Linked DNA regions of Homo sapiens: region 2 is linked to region 1. Evidence: read pairs that join two places in POLR2A ChIA-PET (ENCODE). Cell type or tissue: MCF 10A. All regions are shown on one strand.

Region 1 (2,500 bases):
GGTTTACTGGGATAGAGACAGTGAAAGCTTGAGGTTATAAATGCTATGGTCTGAATGTCTGTGTTTCCCCAAATTCACAGGCTGAAGCCCTAATCCCCAGTGTGACAGTATTAGGATGTGGGGCCTTTGGGAGGTGCTTAGATTCAGATGGGGTCATAAGGGTGGGATCTCATGATGGGATTAGTGCCCTTAAGCAAAGAAGAAGAGAGACAGGTACTCTTCCCTCTCCACCTTTTCCCCTTGCTCCACTCATAAGCCATGCAGGGATATTAAGCACTTCAAATGTGGCTAGTCCAAATGGAGGTGTGCTCTAAGTATAAAACACACACTGGGTTTCTAAGACCTGATATGAAAAAAAGAATGTAAAATATCTCGTTAAAAATGTTTATATTGATTACAGATTGAAGAGATAGTATTTTGGATGTACTGGGTGCAATAAAATGTATTATTAAAATGTATTTCATCTATTTCTTTACACTTTTTAAATGTGGCTCATATTATTTCTGTTGGAAATAAAATTACATTTGTGGCTTGCACTATATTTCTCCTATCAGAGAGGGCTCTTAGTCAACCAAAAGCCATGTCTAATGATGACTTGTGAGTTTCCATGTATGTGTGTATAAATGTAAATATAAGTACAAATACTAATATGTTTGTGCACATCTCCTTTGCTGTATCCTTTTGTAATTGATAAGCCTATTTTGTAAATTCTTATAAAGTAAAATCATAGTAGTATGCTGGAAATTACTTATCTGGATATTTTTAGTACAATAATTTAATTATATTGAGGCTAATGGAACTAATAAAAGGATTCATACACAATTTTTCACACACACAGATACAGAATTGCACTTACACATACACATGGTGGTCATCAAAATGACATTAATTCAAACTCGCTGGGAGGGAAGTTTATACACAACCTGACAGAAAAGGCAGGTGGATACTATACTTTTTTTAAAAATTAAGAGAGATTATTTCTAAAGTTATAACTGCACTGGAACTGCTAGTTAAATGCTGTCTGCTTCTAGTAGAAACGAAGTTTAATAAACAAATTAAAATACAGTAATTCCTCCTTATCTACAGTTTTGCTTTCTGTGGCTTCAGTTATCTGCAGTCAATTGTGTTCCAAAAATATAAAACGAAAAATTTCAGAAATAAACAACTCATGCATTTTAAATTGCACACCATTCTGAGTAGTGTGATGACATCTCATGCTGTCCCACTCTGTCTCATCCAGGATATGAATCATTCCTTTGTCTAGTGTATCCGTGCGTTTTACGCTACCTGTCCATTAGTCACTTCGTAGCCATCTCGATTATGAAGTCAACTCTCAGACGGGTATTGCAGTGCTTCTGTTCAAGTAACCCTTATTTTACTTAATAATGGCCCCAGAGTCCAAAAGTAGTGATGCTGGCAATTTGGATATACCAAAAATAAGCCATAAAATGCTTTCTTAATATTTAATATTTTTGGACCACAATTGACTATGGGTAACTGAAGTCACAGATAGCAAAATTGTGGATAAGGAGGAACTACTATATTTTTATTTGTTTAGTAACTATAGTTTCTACTAGAAGCAGACAGAATTTAACTAGCAGTTCCAGTACATTTATAATTTTAGAAATAATCTCTCTTAATTATTCTTCTTCTTATTTTTTGAGATGGAGTCTTCCTCTGACACTGAGGCTGGAGTGCAGCAGCATGATCTCAGCTCGCTGCAACCTCTGTCTCCCAGGTTCAAGTGATTCTCCTGCCTTAGACTCCTGAATTGCTGGGATTACAGGCACACACCACCACACCTGGCTAATTTTTGTATTTTTAGTAAGAGATGGAGTTTCACCATGTTGGCCAGGCTGGTCTTGAGAACTCCTGACCTCAAGTGATCCACTGGCCTCAGCCTCCCAAAGTGCTTGGACTACAGGCATGAGCCACCGTGCCTGCCTCTCTCTTAATTTTTAAAAAGTATAGTATCTACCCGGCTTTTCTGCTAAGTGAAAAGGTAAAAGTTCTTAACTTACGGAAAGAAAATAAAATCATATGCTGAGGTTACTAAGATCTAAGGTAAGAACAAATCTGTGAAATTATTAACAGCATATTGTTATAATTGTTCAACATGTTGAGCAACCCTAATCCAAAAGTCTGAAATCTGAAATGCTCCAAAATCTGAAACATTCTGAGCATCACCTGATGCCACAAGTGGAAAATTCCACACATGACCTCACATGACAAGTCACAGTTCAACTTCAGGTGTACAACACAGTTTATTCAGCACTCCCAAGGAACAAATTACCCTCCCAGGACAGATTTTTTTCTTCCCTTCAGCTGCAATGTATCTTTTCCACACACACCCGGATCCCTCCCATAAAAGCACACTCACAAAGTGTAATACAATGCCACATGTACAGGCCAGATGCAGCAAGGACAGGTTCCCCAGGATGGGGCTAAGACCTACGTGCATTACTCACTGTATTTTTGTGCTTATTCTCTGCTCTGTGGT
Region 2 (2,500 bases), 76 kb before region 1:
CTGCCTGATCTGAGTTTCATCTGTTCAAGCAGATTATTGCAAAAGAGACTCCTTGCCTAGTAAAATCAACATGCAGGGAGCATCGATAATTTCTAATTGAATTTTGCCTCACTTTGATTAATGTTAATGCCCTCAAGTCCCCAAGGATGGGTACATTTGTGTGATGTGAAATAATCCAAGAACTTTATAAAACCAAGGAGGGATACTTGCTTATTTGTAAGCCTAGAGACCCAAGTATCTAGCTACTTTGGATCCCTGAATGACTGCATGCCCTCAGAGGTTACATTTATTTTAGTAAACCTATGGATATGGATAAATACAACATTTCCTAATGTAGCACTTTGATAAATAACTACCAATGTCTGGATTTTTTACTTCCTCTGAGCTAAGGAAGCCAATATGGTCTTAACAAAAGCTTCAAAGATACTAGTTGCAGACAATACTGCAACCCAAGCAGCAGTGACACTTGGCAGCCTTTTGACACTGACCCCACTTGGTTGTATTCATCTCACAAAACGATTCACATAGGCTAGGATTACAAAGAAATGATTATTAAAATTAGAAGCCACAAAGTAATAATTAAAATTAGAAGAGATTGGTTCTGACACAATAAAAACTTTTTTGTGTTATCACTGATTATGCGGCAGGTCTGGAAGTACACATTATTTGTGTTTCACAGCTGGTGAAACTAAAGATAAGTTAGACAACTTGGCCAAAGGCATTAAGAGTTGTAAGTCCAGAACACAATTGGGAGTTGAGGGTCTGAGCCCCCTACCACTCCAGTGATCATGATGAGTCACTGCTGAGCCTCGCATGGGAGACTCGAAGAGGTGAAGAAGGCCCAGTGCAAGGCAGACTCTCTGGGGACATATCAATCTCTCCCACGAGCTTTAAGTACGTGGGCAGCTGGGCTTCGAGGACTGCAATCATCTAGAATTACTTAGCCCTGACACTGACAGAATTACTAAGTTTTAGGATTGTACAGGGTCTGTGCATTCACTGCCATTCCAATTCTTGCACTCTGCAAACAAAGAAACAAACCCAGAGACTAACTGATATCTTCAAGGAAACACAACTAGTAAGTGGCGGAGCCAGATTCCAAACTCAGGTCTACAAAATCCAGGCCCACTGTTCTTTTAATGGCACCTCAGTGTGGACAAACCAGCTTTAGATTTTATAGCCTACAGAAAGCCAATTTATTTTTTATGGTGACTCCAGGAACCCCAAGAGATCTGGTCTGATCTTGAGTTTCATGGCCACCCTAGGGTGTGAAGAAATGGACGAGAAAACCCAGAATGGCCTTCAAAAGTTTTCTGCTTCCAAAAGCCTTCTTCACAAATGGTTTTGAATTCAACACTTAGAAGGGAATTTTGCTTCTTGATACTTTTTATCTCCATTATATAGAAAGACATAATATCCAAGAGTCAGCATTTTCTTTCAGAACCAAAGTGTTGGCAGGAACACAGACAGCATATTCTACTCCTGTTGGGGTTGCTGACTCAGTGGCCAGTGCCTCTTGCTTCCAAAGGCTAATAAAAGGTTATCTACCCAGTTTTGTGATGTCATAGTGGAGTCACCATGAAGCGCAACATATCACAAAAGGGATCCTTAGATGGTCAAATACTCACTTAGCATTTCAGGAGATAAAAATTCACAGTTCTTCATTTGAAAAATACCAACATGCTAACAGGGGTGTGGCAGCCATGGAAGTGCCCCCTTTAGATCTCCCTTCAAGAGAATCCGCTTTGGGGAGCACAGCTGTTGGTTGGTCTACAGGCGCCACCTGTTTGGATTCTCATGGAGTTCCTGCCCTTCCCCCAGGTTGCTCCTAGCCAGTGATTAAGCATGACAGGCCAACCTGAACTGGCCCACTCCTGCCCAATGTGGGATTCTTTATGACACTGTAATGCTCTAGAATGAAAAAAACACATCTCTCCCAGGAATCATTTGTACAAACAATAATTCCTGTAGACTCCTAGTGAATTTGGGAAAGTTATTAAGTCCAAACAAGATCCCGTCTCTATCAATATAAAAAGGCAGTTAAAAAAAATAGTGCAAGAATCAGGCTGTTTAATGACAAGCTCTTAACACAGTTTTTGAGCTCCCAAATCTAACACATCTCTGAAGCTGCTAATATCATTAATTTTCTGGATTTACAAAAACAAAACAAAAAGCCTCATATTAACTTGGTAATACTTTCAAAAAACGCTAAAAGTATGGCTTTTTTTTTTTTTAGATTCTTCAAAAGCAATTACAGGAAGAAAATTATTTCAAATACAAAGAAAAGGAAGGTTTTTTTTTTGGGAAGCATATTAACTATGCTTACTAAAGCATTTAGGGCACTGCTTCATGACTAGAAATAAAAACATAGCTAGTTGTAAAAAACTATTAGTGACCACTAGTTTTTTGATAATATGACTTGTCAAGCAAAATCCCTCCAGCATCTAACCCCTGCTCTTCCAACTCCCCAGAACACACTGCTTTTATCGCCAGCACACCA

The links. ChIA-PET counts read pairs that join two places held together with the same protein. Peaks named below come from ENCODE experiments on the same cell type or tissue, not always from the same donor. Only the 100,000 strongest peaks of a DNase experiment are listed, where the experiment ranks them.
Region 2: POLR2A ChIA-PET joins it to region 1 with 6 read pairs; 2 of 35 experiments call an interaction of 5 or more read pairs at or near these places.

The regions. Positions count from the first base shown.
Region 1 is chr7:133,704,528-133,707,027 of GRCh38, reverse strand. The region is part of intron 10 of EXOC4 (exocyst complex component 4); the gene reads right to left. Among named protein-coding and RNA genes, the nearest start is that of MIR6133, 410 kb to the right of the region's middle. In MCF 10A, no CTCF peak of the experiment used is centred here; a DNase peak (open chromatin) is centred at 1,277.
Region 2 is chr7:133,780,038-133,782,537 of GRCh38, reverse strand. All of the region lies in intron 10 of EXOC4 (exocyst complex component 4), which reads right to left. Among named protein-coding and RNA genes, the nearest start is that of LRGUK, 350 kb to the left of the region's middle. In MCF 10A, no CTCF peak of the experiment used is centred here; no DNase peak of the experiment used is centred here.